Linked DNA regions of Homo sapiens: all the other regions are linked to region 2. Evidence: chromatin loops called from intact Hi-C (ENCODE). Cell type or tissue: HepG2. All regions are shown on one strand.

What was found. A loop is a pair of places that touch in the nucleus more often than their neighbours do. Peaks named below come from ENCODE experiments on the same cell type or tissue, not always from the same donor. Only the 100,000 strongest peaks of a DNase experiment are listed, where the experiment ranks them.
Region 1: a loop joins it to region 2, with 5 times the contacts of the local background. A loop is called at or near these places in 3 of 110 quality-filtered maps.
Region 3: a loop joins it to region 2, with 6 times the contacts of the local background. A loop is called at or near these places in 2 of 110 quality-filtered maps.

Annotation. Positions count from the first base shown.
Region 1 is chr4:68,811,290-68,819,289 of GRCh38, reverse strand. UGT2B10 (UDP glucuronosyltransferase family 2 member B10) reads right to left here and starts at 3,296. Exons shown (of 6, transcript NM_001075.6): 1 at 2,553-3,296; 2 at 1,113-1,261. The coding sequence starts at 3,270. It also overlaps the pseudogene LOC100422189. In HepG2, no CTCF peak of the experiment used is centred here; DNase peaks (open chromatin) are centred at 1,139, 1,689, 3,229, 3,510 and 1 weaker place; H3K4me3 peaks cover 2,074 bases.
Region 2 is chr4:68,728,598-68,736,597 of GRCh38, reverse strand. No RefSeq gene overlaps it. Among named protein-coding and RNA genes, the nearest start is that of UGT2B15, 62 kb to the right of the region's middle. In HepG2, no CTCF peak of the experiment used is centred here; a DNase peak (open chromatin) is centred at 3,497; H3K4me3 peaks cover 713 bases.
Region 3 is chr4:69,056,590-69,064,589 of GRCh38, reverse strand. It overlaps LOC105377265 (a long non-coding RNA gene), which reads left to right and starts at 3,335. Exons shown (of 5, transcript XR_001741714.2): 1 at 3,335-6,273; 2 at 7,814-7,921. It also overlaps a transcript of UGT2B7 not described here. In HepG2, a CTCF peak has its summit at 3,800; a DNase peak (open chromatin) is centred at 6,669; H3K4me3 peaks cover 1,178 bases.

The sequences.
Region 1 (8,000 bases), 83 kb before region 2:
TCTCTTAAATGAGGAATGATATCTCAAGTGACATGCACATGTTAAGTAGTTAGTAGTATTAGTAATAAAATAACCATAATTGCAAAATTAATAACATTTCTGAGTCACTGACTATATGCCAGAGACATTTTAAGTGTTTTGTCTGTGTTAATATTTTTTTCCACACAACACAATATGAAGTTGGCACTATTTTTGTAAATGTAGGCATAATTATTTCTATCAACAGTGTAGTCCACTTTTTCATCATCTGCTACCTGAATCCATGGAAAATTTCCTGAATGTTTCGGTCTTTACAGTCTGGCCCTTCTGCAATTTAATCCATTGAATATCTTGGAGGCTTTTCTTATAAAAAGAATCATTTCATATATCCTTATTTCTGAACTCTTTTTAGGATGTTTTCAATGTTCTTAATAAATATTTCAACTCCTAATACGTATCTGGCTCTAATTTACCTTTTAGGGTCATCTGATTCTTAATCATTCCCTGCAAACTAAACCTGAGGACTTGAGAACTGTCCTGACCACTTTATCTGCTTTCCCTTTTTGTCTGTCTCTCCCCACCATTCTTTTCCCTATTCCTGCATATTGTTCAGCTCTCATCGTACTCATCAGTGACTCCAGGATACTTTCTATTATCTCCACTGATGCTTTCTTAGCATTGGGTTTTTTTCTTGAGATAATAGTTTTTATATAATATTCATTACTTACTTATATTCTATATTTCAAAGTAGAATGTAAGGTATGTAGGGACAGAAACTGTGTCTATTTTTTTTCTCTGAAAATTGTGCACTTACCTGTGTTTTGTGATAATCTCTTTGTAAATATTCTTTGAATGAATGACCAATACCTTCTTAGGTGTTGCATAATCAAGACTTTAATTTAACCAACCCTATTTTCAAAGTTTCTTTAGTATTCCTCTCTATTTGTAACATGCATAAAACTCACATACGTGTGATGGTATTAACATGTACATGAGTTTCTAATTGGTATCTGCTTTACCCCACCTACTTCCCATCTTTTTCAGTGTTAGTCAAACACTCTGAATGAAGACTATACAGTCATTTCTACTGAAATTTGAAGCCAACAAAATAAAACCAACGAAAGTATGTTTACCTTAGGTAGGGGTTTGGCAGGTTTGCAGTGGAGTCCTCCAACAAAATCAACATTTGGTAAGAATGGATGAGGAAATTTAAAATTCCAGGAGTTTCGCATAAGCCATATGTCAGCTTTCCTCATTGTCTCAGATAATGTAGTGGGTCTTCCTGATAGGAATAAAGAAAAGAAGAAGTGGATGACATAAGATAATTACTTTATGTAATTTTCTGAAAGGGGTTAGAATAATGCAGGCAAAAATGTTGGTAAAGTTTGTGTGCTTTGAAAAATATGTACATATATTCATATATAGGAATAATTTATTTTTTATGTATTCTATATTTTGCCCTTGTTTATTTATAAGAAAGGCAAAGTAGTGGGAGAATTATGAGGTTAAGCTACATCTCTAATGTCATGTCAGTATACTCACAATTATTAAAATAAGTCATAGAGAATTAAACATCAATTTATTTTCTCTTTAAAGCTTCAATAGTAGCCTCTAGATATTTAAACAAATCTTTGAGCTCCATAATCAATTAATTCTACAGTAACCATAGAAACAATTTTCTAACAAATAGTCTAGTTTACACAACTCATTAAGCTAATCCTTTTATCTTTGGTTCTTCAAGTTAACTGTGGACTATTTTGTGAGTATGGCTGAAATCATTGTACCAACTACTCATTTGGATCCAAGCTAAGATCTTAATAATATTAAGTAAAAATATTTGTAAATTATAGCTAGAAATTTTTGAGAAATTATTGAAATAGAGATCTGTACTCGACCATAATCAGTCTCGTATTTTTAAATAAAGAGACATAGTTTCAAATAAACTATATAGATATAACAACCTTCACACTTCAACAAGATGATTGGACTTTAAATAAAAGATTTCCAATTATTTAGTGAAGGAGTATAGAAACATTTGAAACTTCAAATTACCCTTATTGATTTTTGCATCTGAGATATAGACATTATCTCTCTCTACTGTGAAGACAACCTCCTGGTAACATGGGAACATCTTTTAATTTCTAAATAAGACAACTGAGATTTAGAAGGAAAAATTTCTGCAGTTATATAGATAGTTGTAGAAAAATGTGTAATTACTCATTCTAAATCTATGCATTCGGTTAGATGTTACTTGACGGATCTTGCTGTTTTTAAGATCTGAAACATTCTATAGTAAAACAGATATATAATTGCTTAAAGTCTTAGGTGTACTAATATATAGGTTTATGATTTCCTGGGGTGTTCTGTATGAGTGATGGTCACAGCGTTTTCACTGACCCTATAATTTAAGCTTTTCTATAATATTTGTGAGATTGGTAGATCATCTTGTATTTTCATTTCATAAATTCATTTACCAAAAACTCCACTTCCCTGACTTTATGGCTTTATGCAAGTTGTGCTTCAAAGACACAAATAAGTTAGAGCTTCATGTTACTAATTGAAAAAAATCTTACCTAAAACTTCACTGTAAAACTGATCCCACTTCTTCATATTAAATATTTGGAACCAAAAGTCAAAATAAAGCACATAGAGCATATTTTTTACCCTCTCCATGAAAGTCATTTGATCACTTAATTTTGACATAACAACAGGTACGTAGGAAGGAGGGAAAATAAATCCTCCACTGTGCCTTTCAAATGAGTAGCCAGGACTGAAGCTGTGACTGTACACAAAGGGTATGTTAAATAGCTCAGCCAGCAGCTCACCACAGGGTAAATAAGCATCTGCAAAAACGATGTCAAATCTTGACTCTTGTAGTTTTTTCATAAGTTTCTTATTTGAAACTACATCTTTACAGAAGTTTCTAATTATGTCATTAATTGCCCACAGGATTTCTTGTTCTTGTGAAAAAGGTAACCAAAATGTATCTTTTTGAATTTCTGACAATCTCTTAACCAATTGCATGATGATATTCTCAAATTCAGTTTTAGTTAAAGATGTAGGATAAACTTCAAGTTTAAGAGTGGATGAGTCGTTGGGATCAAAAAGAATGGAAGCTGAAGATGCCAGTACAGTCACCTCATGACCTCTCTGAACAAGTTCTTTCAGGATTGTCTTCATATTCATCCAAAGGCTGTATTCTGCGGCCCATACCAGCACCTTTCCACAACTCCCAGAGCTAAAGTAAAAACTGAGTTGTATCAGCAGAACTGTAGTCCATTTCAGAGCCATCCTTGTGCAATGTGATAATTCTTTTCCAGTCACTGTTTCTTTCTCATACTTATATACAGAGATAAATCAATCAAGTTAAAACATAACTCCTTCAATTCAAAGTAAATACATTATATGAGCATCCTGAGTACATGGATGGCAAGGAGACAAAGTTCGATTACTTCATATTTACTCAAGGATGTTTGATGTTTCTTTTATGTTTATATTTGGTGTCATCCACCTAAGTTTAATGACCTTGCAAATATCGTGTTTTATATAATGTATTTTATAATAGTGTCAAGAACAGTGGCAAGTGAGAGAGTCCTGCAGGCCCCTTGACACAGAATGAGAGATGAAGTAATTATACAATGCAAATAGAATTTTTGAATATCTTGGTTCAAGGAATATTTTGTAAAACTTTGTTGAAGTATAATTCACATACCATATGATTCATGAATGATTATTTAAAATTAAATATTTCCTAGTAAATTCACAGACTTGTGCATCCAACATAGCAATCAGTTTTATCTAAAAAAAAAAAAAATCCTGTATATTAACTGTCATCTCCCCACCTGAATTTCTGCACCCACACTGTACTGGGCAACCAGTAATCTAATTTCTGCCTCTACAAATATGCCTATTCAGGATCTTTTTAAAAATAAATGAAACTATATAATATGTGGTCTTTTGTGGCTGGCTACTTTTATTTAGTTTAATGTTTTTAAAGGACCATCCATAGAATAGTGTATATAAGGATTTCATTTTTATTGCTTTTTATCAGATGCTACTTATAAGCAGAAATTATTTATTCATTTTTCAGTGGATGGACATTGATTTTCTTCCACTTTTGGCCATTATAAATAGCGTTCACATTTTTATTGCCAAATAGTATCAGATGCTACTTATAAACACAATTTATTTATTCATTCATTTATCAGTGTACGGACATTGTTTTTCTTCCACTTTTGGCCATTATGAATAGCGTTGATTAACATTGATGTACATGCTTTCTGTAGACATGTTTTTATTTTTCTTGGGTATATGCCTAGAAAGGCAATTATTGAATTATGTGGTAAATATATGTGTAAACTTTTGAGGAATTGCTAGACTTTTTCACAGTGGGTGAATAATTTTCTATTCTCACCAACAATGTATGAGAGTTTCAGTGTCTCCACCAACTTGCCAAACCTCATCTTTCAAATAACAAAAAAGGTTATTTTCTATTTTAATTCATTAACACACTCTAACAGACACAAAGAAAGGAAAGTTTCCTTCCACATATTGGAGGGAAAAGGGAATAAATTAACCACTAACTTACCTAATACTTCACTGTAAAACTGATCACACTTCTTTTTGTTAAAATTATCAAATGCAAAGTTAAAATGAAGAAAATGCAAAAGATTTTTCATCTTTCTGTAAATGTATTTTGGTACTAAGTTCTGACATGACAACAGCTACATCAGAAGGAGGTAATGAAAGTCCTCCACAGAGTTCTTGGTACATACTGCCAGTTGTAAATGGATGATAGTAGACCAAATGTATAACAAATGTTTAACAGATTAAGCTGTTCAGATAGCAGCTCACTAATGAGAAATGACATCTGCAAGAATGACATAAATTCTGGAATCTTGTTGTTCCTTATAAGTTTCTTGTTCAAAACAGCATACTCACAGAGCTTTTGAACAGTATCAGAACATTCATAATATGTGTTTTTTGTATCTTTGAATCATATGCCAAAATGTACTCTTTGGAAACTTGTATGTCCATATCTTGATCAATTTCATAAAAATGAAATCAAGTTCATTCTCAGTAAAAGATGTGGGATAAACCTCAAATTTAACAGCAAATTGTTGGAATCAATGAGGATGGAAGCTGAAGGTGACAAGCACAGTTACCTCTTGGTGTTTCTGAGCAAGTTCATCAAGTATCATTATTAAATTGATATAAAGACTGTATTTCACTGGCCACACCAGCACATTCTCACAGGACTCAGAGCTAGAATACAACTGTCAGCATAAGAAACAAAAAAGCCCATTTCTTAGACAACTTGTTAAAATGCTATCTTTCTTTCTAACTTTCTCTAACTTGGTACATATCAATGTCAATCAATGTCACAATGATTTAAGTGTTGACAATAGAGTTTTTGGAAAGCAAGAGAATAAAGAAAAGGATGAATGATTTTGTGTTTGTATGTGTGAATAATAAATTTATTGTTATTTGCTTATTGTAAATGTGGCTGTCTCCAGAACAAGAGATAATTTAATTGTATATAAAGAGTTTCTAGTATAAGAAAGCATCATTCTGTCAACAATGAGGCAGTGGTGTGATCTATTCTTATTTATCTAAACATTCTCAAATAGAATATCTTCATTTTCTCTATGTAGTTTCACACTTATTATATTAGCTTCATTTCATGTTCCTTGACATTGTTTTTCTGACTGTAGAAATTCCTTTTATTTTTATCCAAACAGATATGTTTTAAGTACAATTACAGTTACTTTGTTTCATTTGAAAATATTTTGTCTAAATCACAATAATATCCTTTTCTGAATATTTGCAACATTGCTTACATTTCTCAGTCTTAGAAAATATTTATCTTCTAAATGCCTACTACTTAACTTGTTTCACAGATTGCCTTGTAATTCAGGCAAGTTGTACTTTTAAAAAGTCTAAATAGAAATTTACATCAAGTAGAATTAGGAAGGAAAAGATGCATGTCACAAAATAGAGATATTTGTTTTTATTCTATTAATAATCTGTTAATCTGAAATGAGGTAAATCTTTCTTAAAAAGATATTTGAACACAGTTTCTGAGCAAATATTGCCTGGAGAGTGGCAATATTGTTCAATATTTTCAATGTCCTTGAGTGCAGGCATTATGTGTCACCCAGATTTCCCTTTTGGGAATATAGAAATTACTTTCCAGCTGATGAAGTGATGAACAACTGACATACCTCACCTATAAGCTCTCTCTCTCAGTACATCTCTGCTGAAAGCTATCTAGTATGTAGTGACTTTTCCAAGACAGCCAATATCCAATGCCTGGTCACATGTAGGACTCTAAAGGCCCATTCTCCTCATTTCAACTTGGACCAACTCTGAAGGGCTAACTTAGCTTCAGAATTTCCAGTGGGTGAGATGAAACCTATGCTGAGACTGCATGTCTTAGCATGCTCAGGGTGCTATATAGAAAAATACCATACATTGGCTAGCTTACAGACAACAAACATTTATTTGTCACAGTTCTTGAGGCTGAAAGATTCACCATCAAGATGCTGGTATTGGGCATTCCTCCAAGATGGCAACCCATCACCATGTCTTAATGGGGAAAATAGATGAATGAGTTATTGTGAGCATATTTTTCAAAAGAATTAATTCCATTAAAGAGGACTCTGCCTTCATGACATAAACACCTCCTAAAAGGTTCTGTCTGCTAATACAATCATTTTGGTTATAAGAATTTTAACATATTAATTTTGGGGGCACTCAGACATTCAAACTATTGCACTGAATTATGTACTATTTTGTTCCACTGTCCAATCTTGCTTCCTACTTTTTCACAGATGTTATTTTCAAGAAATCTCCCTAATTATCTCCCTCAAAAAATATTCAGCTTAGAGTCTACTTCTTGGAAGCACCCAACATTTGATAATATGTACCAAGAGAGGTCAGAAAAAAAGAACAGACAACAAAATGAGATTTTAGAGTTGGATCATACACTACCAGTTGTAATGAGAATCCTATCACTATTGGTACAGAGAACACAAATAGCCCCTGGAATGTGATAATTTAAATTTTTCATACTTTCAGTAATGGTAAATTATGCTGGTAGTATTTTGAAAGGGAAAGCTTTACTTATTAGGATATATCACAAATTTATCAATATGGGAAAAGTAGAAATTATGACCACAATAGAGGCAAATGTTTTTTTCTGCAGAATTAATGCTTGGGAGAAAATAATGGAAGAGTGAGGACCAATAACCATCAAATTAAGGCAAACGGTGAAAGCCAGAAGTCTCCTTGGAAGTGTTACCAGAAAAAGGGGTCTAGATTCAGACACCAAGAGAAGGTTATTGGATTCCACACAGTAAGGAATTCAAGGTCAGTCACAGAGTGCAATGAGAAGACAATTCATTGAAAGCTATGACATTACAGAGTAGGGCATCCTCAGAAGGCAAGGAGTTGAATGCAACACCTTTGTTTTAAGTTTTTCTTATGTAGGAGTCTCATCTCTGTAAAGGTTAATTAAGCTGTGTCTAGTTGTGGGTGGTCAGACAACAGGACAAAACTGATTATTCTATTTATGCCAAGAAAACTATCCTTGACACTTTCTTGTGTGAATACATCAAAACATAACTGTTATTATCTTGAAATCATGTATCGTTTTGGGTATTGGGACATCTGGACTCTTCATTGCAGGTGTGTGTGTTTATAGGGAGCTGAACTTAAAATCACATTACTCTGTCTCTCCTCAGCTCCTGCTTCCCTAACTGCAGCATATACAGAGACTCTCACTTCATGTAGAAGCACCCGGTCCCCACCACCAAATGAATCTGAATCTTAAGTCCAGGACTGAATTTTAAAAATAAGCCCAGCTCAGTTCTAGCTGAATTCCCAGCCTAGTCTGATCACTAACCATATTCAGGGTCTCAGTTTAGATAGAGTGAAATTATAAGACATTTGAGAAATAATTCATTGCAGTTAAAATCTTCAGTTTCTAGACTCCCCTGAACTCCGAATCTGCAAAAGAG
Region 2 (8,000 bases):
GCAGACATTACACATAACACACACGCAGACAGGCAGGAGAAAACCCAGTTCCTGGGTGGGGTTTTATAAGAGCCAGGCCAAGGAAAACATGCAGATATCAAACCTGAAAAAGAGTCAGTCCCTAAGGCAGGATAAGCCCCTACTTTGTGCAACAAAATGCACAGTGCAGGTGAGTGTGGCTGTTTCCTGCCAATTAAGTGAAGCCCAAGCTCCCTGGTTCATGGATAAAAGCCTTGTTAGTATCCATGGCATAGATGAGGTCTAGGGACTCCCAGACTACTGAAAGCAGGGGAGATAGGGTGTATGTGGGTAAGTGGGTAAGAGTGAATGTTCTCACCCCCTAGGCCCCACTGGTTCATGGGTGCATGTTGCTTTGACACCTGTTTCAGCACATACCAAGGTTACCAGCACTCGGGGAAGCAAGGACGGAAGAAGAAAAGAGGATGCTCTTTCTCCCTCATGTACCCCAGGTATCTGCTAGAAAGAGAAGAGAACTAGGGACACCTGCCACCCTCTTCCTAGGTGAGTAGCCATTCACCTTCAGTCTGTACCCATTTTGAATGCATCATGACCCCCTGGGACTTCTTTAAAAGGTGCCTTCTTTTTCCTTTCTTCTCCTCTGTTCTCTCTTCACGGATAGGTAATTATGTCTCCGTATTCTGGGACATTCCCCTCAGATGCATCTTCCAAACTGGAAAGAGTTAACTTTCCAAACCTTAAGCTGGTTGGCTAAAGATTGGGCCCAGAAGAAGGGAACCCAGAAGACCAACATGCCAGCAAAAGGGTATTTTACCAGTCTGGCTTTTGGCCTTTCTCTCCCTGTGCAAAGTGATAAAAGGCCTCAGAATTTTTGAGCTATCCTTACTCCTCCCCTTGTTTCATTTTGATACATGTTTTCTAATAACCTAGTTTGTCTGTTCTTGCCTTCAGGGCATCAAACTCCAAACAATAATGCAAGCAGAGTCTCTGACAATGGCCCTTTCTGCTGGGGGAACTCTTAGATAGGCCTGTGAGTGAGCTCTGACCACCATTTCCCAAAAACAGCACCCCTTGTCAGCAGGAAGCAGTAAAGATTGATCTTCCTTATGCTCTTTCAAATAGCATTCAGATGTACTTCTTTACAAGGGGGAAAGAGACAGCCAGGTAGGAGGTGGTCCCCAGAGAATCTCCAAAGAGCTTGAACACTGAGAAAAATGTTCACTGGGGTGGAACCTCAGCAAGTTTGTGCCATTTGCAGTGGGGAAGAGCCAGGCCCCTCCTCTTTCTGTGTGGAAGCTGGGATTCAAGCTTTGAGCAGGAAGCACTCTAGCAGGGGGACTCTGGCCTTTCAGAGTCCTCGACATTCAAACCATCTGTGAGCCTAAATTTTTGTGGCCATGGGACAGACAAGGATCCCATCTTTAGCTGAACTAAGGAAAAGTCCTGAGACTCCACCACCAGACCCATCTTGCAAAAAATGCTAATGGGAGCTCTTCAGTCAGAAAGAGTAAAACACTATCATGCAAAAAGTAACTTTTCAAGGTATAAAAACAAGTGGTAAAATTGAGTACATGCAAAAACCCAGAATAAGCTAGTACTGAATTTGTGTTCTGCATTTCACCTATCCCAGAAAACATAACAACTATAGCAACCGGTTAAGAAACAGATGATATACAAATATGTAAATCAAGATAACTATGAGTCAAAATGGGTAGGTGATTGAGTTAAAGTATATACATTTTCTGTGACTTTTGCCCTTATTTATTTTATAATTTTATTTGCAATCTAAGTTGTGATCTCTTTAAAATAACATGCCATATCTCTAAAATGGTTTTCTGTAAGTCTACTGGTAACCACAGTTAAGAAATCTATCATTGATGTACTTAAAAAGCAGCAACTTGAAATATACTACCAGAGACAATCACCTAATTATGAAGAAAGACAGGAAGGAAGGAAGAGAGGAGTCTAAAAACAAACAGTAAACAATCAACAAAATGGCTCTAGTAAGCCTTACTTGTCAATAATAAAAATGGATGTAAATTGTCTCAGTTCTCAGTTAAAAGACATAGAATGGCTGAATAAAGAATCATGCTGCCTTAAAGAAACCCACTTCACTTATAAAGCCATACATAGACTGAAAGTGAAGGGATGGCAAAATATATTCCATGCAACTAGAAACCAGAAAAGTACAGGTGTAGTTATAAACAGATTACAAATCAGACGGGAAAAAAAAAACAAAAAACAAAGACAGTAACTACATGATAATGAAGGGGTCAGTTTAGCAAGATTTAGTCATTATACTTACCAAAACCTGAGCTCTCAAGCATGTAAAGCAAACATTAACAGACCTAAAGGCAAAACTAGCATGCAACACAGCAATAGTAGGAGACTTTAACACCCCATTCTCTGTAATGGAAAGATTATCCAGGAAGAAAATCAACACAGAAACATCAGAGTTAAAGTACACACTAGATATGAAGGGCCTAACTGACATATACAGAAAGTTTCACATAATTGCTGTAGAATAGACATTCTTTTTATTAGCACAAAAAATGTCTCCCTTAATTCTATGATAGGCTACCAAACAAGCCTGTACAAATTCAAAAACACAAGTATCATATGAAGTATATTTTCTGACCACAATGAAATAAAACAAAAAATAAATTAAAAGAAGAATCTGGAAAACAGACATGAACACATGGAAATTAAACATACTGCTAAATGACAAACATGTCAATGAAGTTATTAAGAAGAAAATTTAAAAATTTTGTGAGACAAATGAAAATGGAAGTACAGCATACCAACATCTATGGAAGATGGCCAAAAAAACTGTAAGAAGAAAGTTTCTTGTAACAAACATCTGTATCAAAAAAGTTGAAAGACTTCAAATAACCTAATCCTATACATCAAAGAACTAAAAAAGCAGGAACAAACCAAACCCAAAGCTAATAGAAAGAAAGAAATTATAAAGACCAGAACACAGTTAAATAAATTTGAGGCTAAAATAAACACAATACAAAAGATCTATGAAACAAAAAGTTGTTTTTTTGTGAAGATGATGGAGAAGAAAAGAGAAAATCAGTTAAGTAAACAATTAAGGCTGGTCCTCAAAAATGCTGCCTTCCTGAAAACTCACAACTACAGGAAAAATAGAGCAGCTTGGGGAAAAACTCAGACTGCAGAAGCTGCCTGCCTAAAAAAAAAATCACAGCTACAGTGCACCTGCACAGATAAGCCACAGATAAGCAGGCAAGGCATGCAATGTCCAGCATAGAAACCCTTTGCTCTTTGTATGATTAGTAAGCTCCCAGGAAAAAGTGTCCTCCCCTTTTCAGACATGTACACAGTGGGCTCCATGGGAATTTGCAAAGAGAGGAGGGGGGTGTACCTAAAACAAACCCATCATTATACAAACGCAAGAAACAGCACTTTGTGCTTTCCTGGAGACATATCCACAATGACAGAGAATAACTGGGAGATATGCAGGCGGTTTTATAGATAAGAAAAGTTACTCAGTTACAGAGATGAAACTATGCAGGCAGTTTTATAGATAAGAAAAGTTACTCAGTTACAGAGATGAAAGCAGTTCCTCATAAGAGCTTTTGAATACAACCGTAACACAGCAACCATCAGGGAACCCTCTCCACTGCCGAGAGCTTTGTTTTTTTGTTATTAAATTTTTGCTCCAACCTCACCCTTTGTAACCACGCTTCTTAATTTTTTTGGTCCTGAGATCACAAGCTCTGATAACACCTTAGACAACCAGACCAGTGACCCTGACTTGTTTCAAAGATCAATGATGTTAACAAACCTTTAGCTAAGTTAAGCAAGAAAAACATAGACAAGATGCAAATAAAAACCATCAGAAATGGAAAAAGAAGAGACATAAAAACTGAGACCAAAATAATACAAAACTATTAGAATTGTTATGATAAATTAATAGTAAACCTAGAAGAAATATATGAATTTCTGGACTCAAAACTTACTAAGATTGAACTATAAAGCGGTTGAAAACATCAAACAAATAATAATGGGCAAGGGATTGAAGCTGTTATTGAAGTAATAAAATGTCTTTCATCAAAATAAAAAGGTTCAGAAACTTATGATCCCACTTTTGAATTATACCCAACATGTAACAGCTTGATACCAATCTGACTCAACCTTTTCAAAAAAAAAAAAGAAAAGAAAAAGAGAAATAAAAAAAAAAGGGAATAATTCAAACTCATTCTATGAGGATAATGTTACTCTTACACAAAAACAAAGCATGGGCATAACAAAACAATAAAACTACAAGCCAGTATCACTGATGAGTATTGATATGGTTTGGCTCTGTGTCCCCACCCAAATATCATCTTGAATTGTACTCCCATAATTTCCATGTGTTGTGTGAGGGACCCTATGGGAGTTAATTTGAATCACGGGGACTGTTTCTTCCATACTGTTCTCATTATAGTGAATGAGTCTCATGAGATCTGATGGTTTTATCTGGGGTTTCCACTTTTGCATCTTCCACATTTTCTGTTGCTGCTACCATGTAAGAAGTGCCATTCACCTCCTGCTCTGATTCTGAGGCCTCCCCAGCCATGAGGAACTTTAAGTCTAATTAAGCCTCCTTTTCTTTCTTTTCTTTTTTTTTTTTTTTTGAGACAGAGTCTCGCTCTGTCCCCCAGGTTGGAGTGCAGTGGCGCGATCACGGCTCACTGCAAACTCTGCCCCCCGGGTTCATGGCATTCTCCTGCCTCAGCCTCCCGAGTAGCTGGGACTACAGGTGCCCACCAAGGCGTCTGGCTAATTTTTTGTATTTTGAGTAGAGATGGGGTTTCACCGTGTTAGCCAGGATGGTTTCAATCTCCTGACCTCATGATCTGCACGTCTTGGCCTCCCAAAGTGCTGGGATTACAGGTGTGAGTCACCACGCCTGGCCAAGCCTCTTTTTCTTCACAGTATCTGGTTTGTCTTTATCAACAGTGTGAAAACAGAAAAATAGAGTAAATTGGTACTAGTAGGGTGGGGCATTGCTGAAAAGATACCCAAAAATGTAGAAGCGACTTTGGAACTGGGTAATAGGCAAAGATTGGAACAGTTTGGAGGGCTCAGAAGAAGACAGAAAAATGAGAGAAAGTTTGGAATTTCATAGAGACTTGTTGAATGACTTTGACAAAAGTATTGGAAATGGTATGGACAATGAAATCCAGGCTCAGGTTGTCTTAGATAGAGATGAGGAACTTGTTAGGAACTAGAGCAGAGGTGATTCTTGTTATGTTTTAGTAAAGAGACGGGTGGCATTTTGCCCCGGGCTAGAGATTTGTGAAACTTTGAACTTGAGAGAGATGATTTAGGGTATCTGACAGAAGAAATTTCTAAGCAGCAAAGCATTCAAGAGGTGACTTGGGTGCTGTTAAATGCATTCCTTTTTGAAAGGAAAGCAGAGCATAAAAGTTTGGAAAATTTGCAGCCTAATAATGCAATAGAAAAGAAAATCTTATTTTCTGAGGAGAAATTCAAACTGGCTGCATGTATTTGCATTAGTAATGAAAAGCTGAATGTTAATCCTCAAGACAATGGGGAAAATGTCTTCCAGGAATGTCAGAGACCTTTGCAGCAGCCTCTCCCATCACAGACCCAGAGGTCTAGGAGAAAAAAATGGTTTCCTAGGCAGGGCTCAGGGTCCACATGCTGTGTGCAGTCTAGAGACTTGGTGCCTTTCATCTCAGCCACTCCAGCCGTGGCTGAAATGGGCCAATGTAGAACTCAGACCATGGCTTCAGAGGGTGGAAGCCTCAAACCTTGGCAGCTTCCACATGGTATGGAGCCTGCAGTACATGGATGTCAAAAATTGGGGTTTGGGAACCTCCACCTTGATTTTAGAAGATGTACGGAAACTCCTGAATGTCCAGGCAGAAGTTTGCTACAGGGGTGAGACCATCATGGAAAAACTCTGCTAAGGCAGTGTGAAAGGAAAATGTGTGCTGTGAGCCCCCACAGAGAGTCCCCACCAGGGCACTGCTTATTGGAGCAGCAAGAAGAAGGCCACCATCCTCCAGACCCCAGAATGATACATGCACAAACATCTTGGACCATGCAACTGGAAAAGCCATAGACACTCATTGCCAGCCCATGAAAGCAGCCAGGGTGGAGGCTGTACCCTGCAAGGCCACAGGGACTGAACTGCCCAAGACCATTGGAATCCTCCTCTTGCATCAGCATGACCTGGATATGAGACCTGGAGTCAAAGGATATCATTTTGGAACTTTAAATTTTTACTGCCCTGGTGGATTTTGGACTTGAATGGGTCCTGTAACCCCTTTATTTTGGCCAATTTCTCCCATTTGGAATGGCTATATTTACCCAATATCAGTAACCCCATTGTATCTAGGAAGTAACTAGCTTGCTTTTGATTTTACAGGCTCATATGTGGAAGGGACTTGTCTTGCCTCAGATAAGACTTTGAACTGTGGACTTTTGGGTTAATGCTGAAATGATTTAAGACTTTGAGGAATATTGGGGAAGGCATGATAGGTTTTGAAATGTGAGGACATGAGATTTGGAGGGGCCAGGGGTAGAATTATACGGTTTGGCTCTGTGTCCCCACCCAAATCTCGTCTTGAATTGTACTCCCAAAAGTTCCACATTTTTGTGGGAGGGACGTGGTGAGAGTTAATTTGAATCACGGGGCAGTTTCACCCATACCATTCCTGTGGTATTGAATAAGTCTCATGAGCTCTGATGATTTTATCAGAGATTTCCGCTCGTACGTCTTCATCATTTTCTCTTGCCGCCACTATGTAAGAAATGCCTTTCACCTTCCGTTATGATTCTGAGGCCTCCCCAGCCATGTGGAACTCTAAGTCCAATTAAACCGCTTTTTCTTCCCAGTCTCAGGTATGTCTTTATTAGCAGTGTCAAAATGGACTAATACAAGTGTAGATGCAAAAGTCCTCAAAAAATACAAGCAAACCAAACTAATAATACATTAAGAAGATAATTTTCTAGGGTAACACAGAATTCGTGCAAGGGAGGAGGGAAGGATGTTTCAATACATGCAAATCAGTAAACATGACCCACCGTATTAACAGATCCAAGAATTATAGGATTATTTCAGTACATGCTAAAAAAAGCCCATAAAAATCCAAATCCCTATATAATAAATTATAATGGTTTTAGATCACCAAACCATCAAAATGACTTTAGAGGAAACATTCTCCAAAATGATAAAGGCCATATATGATCCATGACTAAAATCATACTGAACAAGAAAAAAATTAAAGAATGTTTCCTAGGGACTGGAACAAGAGAAAGATGCCCACTGTCAGTCCTCTTATATAACATAATACCAGAAGATGTTGTTAGTGCAATTAGGAGCAAAAAATAATAATAATAAAATAAAGTGCATTCAAATTGGAAATAAATAAGTCAAGTTATTCTTCATTGCATTTGACATAGTATAATATCTAGAAAAACCCAAGGATTTCATTTAAAAATTGTTAGATCTGATAAATAAATCAGTAAAATTGTTCTCTGTAAAATCAGGAAAATCAAAATCATATCAAGTATCTTCTTAGACCATAGTGAAGTAAAACTGGAAATCAACTCCAAAAAGAACCCTCAAAGCTATATAAATACATGAAAACTAAGTAATTTGCTCTTCAATGATTTTTGGGTAAAAATCAAGATGGAAATTAATAAATTATTTAAAATGAATGATAATAGTGACAGAGTGATCAAAATTTCTGGGAAACAGCAAAAGTAGTGCTAAGACTAAGGTTCATAGCATTAAATGCCTACATCAAAAAGGCTGAAAGAGCACAAATTGACAATCTATATTGTCACAACTCAAGAAACACTAGAAACAAGAACAAACTAAACCCAAAGCCATCAGAAAGAAAGAAATAGGAAGGATCAGAGCAGAACTAAATGAAATTACAACAAAAAATACAAAAGGTAAGTGAAATGAAATAAAAAGCTGGTTTTTTGAAAAGATAAACAAAATTAATAGACCATTAGTGAGATTAACCAAGAAA
Region 3 (8,000 bases), 330 kb before region 2:
ATTAATCAAATTGTGATAGTTCATAACTCGGGATTACACATGACTGTTGCTTTGCAACCTAGATGTCTGTTATCTAGGTTTTGCTCAAAAGAGCCTTGCACTGGTTTGCCTTATAACCTTCACTAGGTGCCCAGACAGCTGTAGTTCAGGCCTTCTCAGGCGTCTCATGACCTTCGCAGTACCTTTTAGACAAAACAGAATACTTGAAGTTACTAGTTACAGAGAACAAGAATCTATAAAGTCATACCATAAAACAAAGGAAAATTTGTTTTTCTTCTCCCTATGTTGAAGGAGTTTTGGGAGGGTCTACAGACCACATTTTTTTGGTGCATCTCCTGGCTTTTTAGACAGTAGTATCAGGACTTTCCCTGGGTCTGGGCTGCACCCGTTGCTGCGTCTGGGACAAGTTAGCCTAATACAGGAAAGCTTATTTCTCTTTTTAATTTTGTTTTTCTTTCTTTCTTTCTTTCTTTCTTTTTCTTTCTTTCTTTCTCTTTCTTTCTTTCTTTCTTTCTTTCTTTCTTTCTTTCTTTCTTTCTTTCTTTCTTTCTTTCTTTCTTTCTTTCTTTCCCATCTCATCTTCCCCTTTGATGCCTCCTGTAAATGGAATTCAATAGAAGGCATCACTATCATTTAATTCCTCATTACAAGTCAGTTCTTCTCTGTTTGGTACGGGTTGATACTTGTTTAGAGCCATCAGTGGAGTGGAGGTGGTTCTGTTAACGATGGATTCTGTGATTGATTGGATGTTTCTGATGAGGAGGCCTAAGAGGCAAGGGAACATTAAGCAACCTTTTAATATAGCCAACACTACCCCTACTGTTTTAAAACCACCAAAGGATGAAAACCAACCTCCTAAGAGGGAATCTGGAGACCATCTGGGTTCCAGGTCTGAACTGGGACATGAGCTATCTTCCACATCCTGGCAGCTATTTCTATGATGGCTTTCCTGTTATCATTAATTTCTAGGCAGCAATTCATCAGGCTCAACTTTCCACATAATCCTTCTTTTTGGGCTAGGAGGCAGTCTGAAGCCAGTCTATTCTAATAGATGGTGATCCTTATTTCTGTGGCTTGCTGGGCCAGCAAGTCTAACATATTTGCTGTCTCATTAGTGATGATTTCAAGTACCACCTGCAACCTTATGATGTGATTAAGCATGTAAATAGGGGTACAGTACCCCCTGACCTATCTTGTGCCCAGGTACCTATAGTATGTATGGTATAATAAAGTCTTAATTACTGTGTTTCTTTTTTTTTTTTTTTTTTTTTGAGACGGAGTCTCGCTCTGTCGCCCAGGCTGGAGTACAGTGGCACGATCTCGGCTCACTGCAAGCTCCGCCTTCCGGGTTCACGCCATTCTCCTGCCTCAGCCTCCCAAGTAGCTGGGACTACAGGCGCCCGCCACTACGCCCGGCTAATTTTTTGTATTTTTAGTAGAGACGGGGTTTCACCGTTTTAGCCGGGATGGTCTCGATCTCCTGACCTCGTGATCCGCCCGCCTCGGCCTCCCAAAGTGCTGGGATTACAGGCGTGAGCAATTACTGTGTTTCTTATCCATGTAGTGTGCATGCAGTGACGGCATCCTAATACGGGTCCTCCTTCTAGCATAGATATGGGGATCAGCACAAACAAAGCAAACAGTAGCATTCTTACAGCCAGCATGAACAGTAAAGGCATTTAGGGGGTTGGTTAAACAATAGCACAAGAGCAATATAATGAATAATACAAAGAAGATTACTGGGCCTAAGATTTCTGGCCACATTTATTCATCTGATGACGATTCTTCAAGCTTCGGCCGTGCATAGACTAGTCAGTTCTTGGTGTGACTAGAGCAGGGCTTGCTATTTTCTCAAGCTTCCACCATGCATAGACTGGTCATCTTCCAGAGTGACCAGAGCAGTGCTGTTGTCATCTCCACTGGCAATGTGGTCTCATTGCAGGATCATTCGGGTCAGATGGTCTATGTCCTGCTGGTTGGTCCACTGGTCCTGGGCTGATAATTTCAGCTGACTGTGGTGGATCCAAGGCACGATACCTGCAATTTTAACAACAGTGGGAGTGGACAAGATCACAATATGGGGCCCGTCCCATATGGGGCTCAGAATAGTTGGAGTCTATTTCTTAACCTAAACAAAGTCTTCAGGTTTGAAAGGGTGTACTGGGTCTGCCAGACTTATAGGCATTCTTTCCTGCGCTTAGCCATATACTTTTTGCATGGCCATATCTAAAGCCTGCATTTGCCTTCTTAAAGTTAGTTTTTGTAGCTCACGGAGATTACCTTTAATCTGACTTATGATTGGGGGTGGCTGGCTGAACAAAATCTCATTGGGCAAATACCCAGTGTGGTTTGTTTTGTGGGGGTGCACCTGACTTGGAGAAAGACCATGGGCAAGACCTGGTCCCACCTCAGATGAGTTTCCTGACAAAATTTCTTCAGCAGCTGCTTGAGTATCTGGTTCATGTGCTCCATCTTTACTGAGCACTGAGGCTGGTAGACTGGATGCAACTTCCATTTTATTTTTAACAGTCGAGTTAAGTCCTGAACGATTTCAGCCACAAATGCCAGTCCATTATCTGAACCCAAAGTTAGGGGCAGTCCAAATCTGGGAATAATGTCTCTTAACAATACCTTCATCAACTCTCATGCCTTCTCTGTCCTGACGGAGAAGGCCATGACCCATCCTGAAAAGGTACAGACAAGCACCAAAATGTACCTATAGACCCCTGCTTGGGGCAATTCGGAGAAGTCCATAAGCAGGTTTTCACAGGGCATAGCTCCTTTTTCCTGAATTCCCGGGGGCTGAGTGGGCCCTTTTCAGGGGTTGTTTTGGGCACAAGTTAAACGCTGTTTACAAATGGCTCAAGTAATAGCGGTGAGCCATTGCACATAGAAATGACACCCTAATCATGTCTCTAGCACCGTTTTTCTCATGTGAGTTCCTTGGAACTGTTTTGCAAATCTGGGGGCCAAGATTTCAGGTATGGCTAGCCTCCCATTGGAGAATTTCCACCATCTTCCTTCAACGTAATTCCCATTTTCCTGGGCAAATCAAGCCCTTTTATTTGGAGTGTAGCTTGGGGTCCCTGGAAGGGGAATCTCCAGGAGGAGAGGCATAGCTAAGGCTTCTTCTTTAGAATAGAAGGTGGAGTTGCCATTGCAGCTTGCTTTGCCTCTTTGTCTGCCTTTCTGTTTCCTTTAGCCTCTAATGTTCCTGCCTTTTGCCTACAGTGCATTACTGCTACCTGTTTGGGGGCCCATACCACATCCAGGAGCCGTAGAATTTCTTCATTACACTTTATTTCTTTACCTCCAGGAGTTAAGAGTCTTTTTTCTTTGTAAATAGCCCCATGAACATGCAAAGTGGCAAAAGCATATTTAGAGTCTGTGTAAATATTTGCCTTCTGGTCTTTTGCTAGCCAGAGAGCTCTTATAAGACCTATCAGCTTTGCTTTCTGAGAGGCAGTTCCTGTAGACAAAGACTGTGCCTCTACTGCTGAGTCCAAAGTCACCACTGCATACCCAGTTTGGTGGACTCCCTCTAGTATGAAGCTGCTCCCATCAGTAAAATATTCAATGTCCAGGTCTCCGAGGGGCCGATCTGTCAGATCTCTCTGGCTTGAGAACACTTCATCTACCACATCCACTCAGCAATGAAGGGGGCTTCCTGGCACTGATTCAATGGGGAGCAAGGTAGCTGGGTTTAGGGTACTCACAGTCTCTAAAGTTACACAGGGATTATCACATAGGAGCCCTTGGTATTGAGTTATTCTCGGATTCGAAAACCAATGGTGCCCCCTTTGGTCCATCAAAGTTATAACTGAGTGCAGTAGCTGGATTGTCACTTGCTGTCCTAAAGTCAGCTTATTAGCTTCCTGTGCCAGCCGAGCAGTGATAGCTAGTGTCTTAAAACAAAGACTCCATCCAGGTGCCACAGAATTCAATTGCCTGGATAGGTATGCCACCGGGTGATGCCACAATCCTATGGCTTGAGTTAGAACTCTTACGGCCATTCCCTTTTGCTCATGGACATATAAAAAGAAAGGCTTAGTTAGATCTGGCAGTCCTAAAGTTGGGGCCTGAGTCAAGGCTTCTTTGATTTCCTTAAAGGCCTTCTCCTGGTCAGCCTCCCAGAGGAGGAGCTCCTTTTTCCCCTCTTTGTGGCTTCATATAATGGCTTAGCCATGAGCGAGAAATTTGGGATCCAGATGCAGCAGGACCCTGCTGGCCCTAGGAACTCTCTTGTCACCGGGTGGTTGGAGTAGGAAGTGTACAAATGGTCTGCTTCTGTTCACTACCAAGCCATCTTTTCCTTTGGCTTATATAGAAGCCTAAATACTGGTCACTTTCAGAGCAGATTTGAGACTTGTTCCCTGACACTTTATATCCTGCCTTCCATAGCAAGTGCAGGAGGTCTTGGGTCCCCTCGAAGCAGTCCTCTCAGGTCGGGGCTGCTAGAAGAAGATCATCAATGTACTGGAGCAAGACACAGTCACTGTTTGGTGGGGTGTATGCTTTAAGGTCTGAGGCCTGTGCCTCTTCAAAGATTGTAGGAGAGTTTTTAAATCCTTGTGGGAGTCTTGTCCAAGTGTACTGTGATTTACCCCATTGAAAAGCAAAAATAGGCTCATTAATTGGTGCAAGCCAGAGACGGAAAAATGTATCCTTTAAATCTAGGACTGTAAATCAAGTGGCACTTGCTGGAATATGTCCCATTAAAGTATATGGGTTTGGCACCACTGGGTGGATGGTCACCGTGGCCTAGTTTTCCACACACAAATTCTGTACTGGTCTATATTCACCAGACGGCTTCCGCACTGGCAAGAGAGGGGTGTTCCATGGTGACTGGCATTTGACTATGATTCCATGTTTATGAAGACTCTAAATATTTGCGGACACCCAGTATGGCCTCAGGGAGTAGCAGGTACTGTTGGACCTGAACTGGATTTTAACTCTACCACCACTGGTGCCTGACTTACAGCCAGTCCAGGTGGGTTACTATCAGCCCAAACTCTGGGAATTTTAGTAAGCAACCCAGGCATTTCATTTACTCTTGGTTCCAGAGTCTTTTTTGCATATAGCCTCTATTCTTCAGCCTATGGTACAGTACGGGTTAACATCATAGCCTCCGGGTGAGGTAGATTTAAAGTTACATTCCCTTGTGGCCCAAATGTAATCTGTACCTGCAGTTTTTGAAGTAGGTCTCTTCCCAGCAAAGGAACAGAACCATTTGGGATGAGAATTCAGGTTGGACTTCTCATCCTCCTATAACACACCTCTTTGACCAACCGATGGGCCTCTTTTCAGAGACTCCAGTGGCTCCCACAATAGTTGCACAGTTCTTGGATAGTGGCCCTATAGGTTGGGTCACTACTGAGTGTTTAGCTCTGGTGTCTACCATAAAGTCCATTAGCTGGCCTCTAACTTCCAATCTGGCCATGGGCTTCTCAGGGCCCAAAGAGAAGCAGCCTGGTCTGTCCTAGTCCTCATATCCTTCAGCCCCTGCCAGTCTGATCAGATCAGTGCCTGGTTTCTCCTGGGTGTGGCAGCCCCTGGCTGGTGGCCTTCCTGTACGATGGCCCTGACCCTTCTCCTTATTATTATTCTCTGGACACTCATCCTTCCAGTGTCCTTGTCTTTTGCACTGTGCACACTGATCTCTTTCCAACCTGGGCCTGCTCTCAAATCCCTGTCCATACTGGCTTCTTCCATGCCCACTTCCATGCCCACATCACGCCACCTTGCAAAGCCAGCTTCCCTCCCTGTGAGAGCTGCTGCCAGCCAATCAGCCTTTTTCTTAAGCCTTTGATTAGCCTCTGTCTTTGCCTCCTGATCTCCGTTAATGTACAACTTGTGGCCACTTCAATAAACTGAATAGCATTCATGCCTGCAAAACCTTCCATTTTCTGCAATTTTTGCCTGATATCCCCCTGGGCCTGCTCTACAAATGCCGTGTTCAGCATGTGCTGGCCTCACTAAGTCTTTTATAAAACTGGCTGGGGCTTTCATATGCACCCTGAAGCACCTATGAGATTTTTCCCTATATTGATTGCCTTTCTCCCGCCTTCCCTTAAACTTTGCAGGAGTGCCTTTTGGTATCTGGGCAGCTGCTGTAGTTGGGCTGCCTCATTTGGGTCCTAGTCGGGGTCCTCTTGTTTCCCAGAAAGGCATTTGCATAGCCCAAACATGACCTGACTGGAGACAAGTTTGCTTTATTTTCCTAGCATTTCACCTTAACTTCCTGGAGTGAGGGCTCAGATTTTTCCATCTCAGGTGAGACTGGGGCATGTATCCCTTTGAGCTTGACTCCTCAGAGGCAGTAACTCTGGGTAAAGGTGGGTAGATTGGAGCATATGGAGGAAGGGTCTCTTCCCTCCAGTGGTTCTTGCAAAACTGGGTTTTCCTGTGGCTTTCTTTTTGTCTCTGTGTTTGCCAGAGAAGATTTCACTTTCAGCTCAGCTCAGGCTACAAGCTCCTGTGACTTTCCCTTTAACTCTGTTTTCACTTTGTCTTTGTAGCTGCCAGCACAGCTGATTACTCTCGGCTTGAACTGCGAGCATTCTGCAATAAGCTGCTAAACAGGGCTGCATTCAGCCATGAGTTAATATAAGGAAATTTGGTCTGAATGCCCTGACTGTCCTCTGACTCCGGTCACCACCTTAAACACAGGGCCAATTGTGTCCCTATCTATAAGTACATTTGGCCAGCCAGCCAACACCAAAAGAGGGCTATTCTAATTCACAGAGAGCTCTCAGCATTCAGTGGGTTAACTTGACTCCCTAACCACCACCCCCTCCACCACAAAGCCTTTCTTAAAGTTCTTTAACATGAATTCCAATGGGGTGGGTTTTGAGGATTTTCCTCCCATTTCCTGCCAGTTACAACACAGCACATTCACCTTTCCTTTCATTTTAGACCAGTCGGACCCGGTTGTTCCTACACTTTGCTCAGATAGATGCTGGGATTGTTTCAAGGTCTGAGCTTTTGTAATAGTGCTGTTATGAATATGGATGTGCAAATATCCCTTTGAGATCCTGATTTTAATTCTTATGGATAAATATCCAGAAGAGGGATTGCTGCATCATATGGTAATCTTACGTTAAATATTTTGAGAAACCTCCATACTGTTTTCAGTAGTGTCAATTTTTTAAACAAACCTCATCACTCAGTTCCTTTGGAAGGAGGTATGTGCCACAAGATACATTTCCTCTATTATTAATGCACAGTCATGCAAGTGTGCGTGTGTGTGTGTGTAGCAGGACAAGCCACAGGCAAAACTTCTCAGACACCGAGTTGTAGAAGGAAGGGCTTTATTCAGCTGGGAGCATCAGCAAGCTACTGCCTTAAAATCTGAGCTCCCCAAATACACAATTTCTGTCCCTTTTAAGGGCTCACAACACTGAAGATTTCACATGAAAAGTTCATGATTGATTTGAGCAAGCAGGTGGTGCATGACAGGGGCTGCACGCACTGGTGGTCAGAGAGAAACAGAACAGGGCAGGGAGTTTCACCATGTTCTTCTATACAATGTCTGGAATTTATGAATAACATCAGTTTCTAAGTCATGAGTTGATTTTTAACTACTAGGTTTAAGCCAGGCAGGCCCAGGGCTGGTTTTGGGCATGGTGCTGGGCTGCCTGTCTTTGATTTCACTTATTTGTTTTTTTCTTAAAACAGGTACTGAGGATAAAACAATATAAAATAATATGAGAGGGTCTTTCTCTTCCTTCATTCCCCCCTTTTGAGACTCTCACTTTTTATTAGCGGGAGTTCTCACTCTTATTTTTGTTACTTATGTCTTTTTGTGCAACAGATTGATAGTGATTTATATAGTACACTTGTGCTGAAGCACTTTGGTGAACTAAGGTAGCGATGAAGCTTTTTATCATTTGAAGAAGTACAGGTAGGAAACAAAGGAGCGGTAAGTAGGTTCTTAATTACTATTATTACTCTTATTATAAGAGTTTTAAATCTTCCTATTGCTGGGAACTAATTTTTAA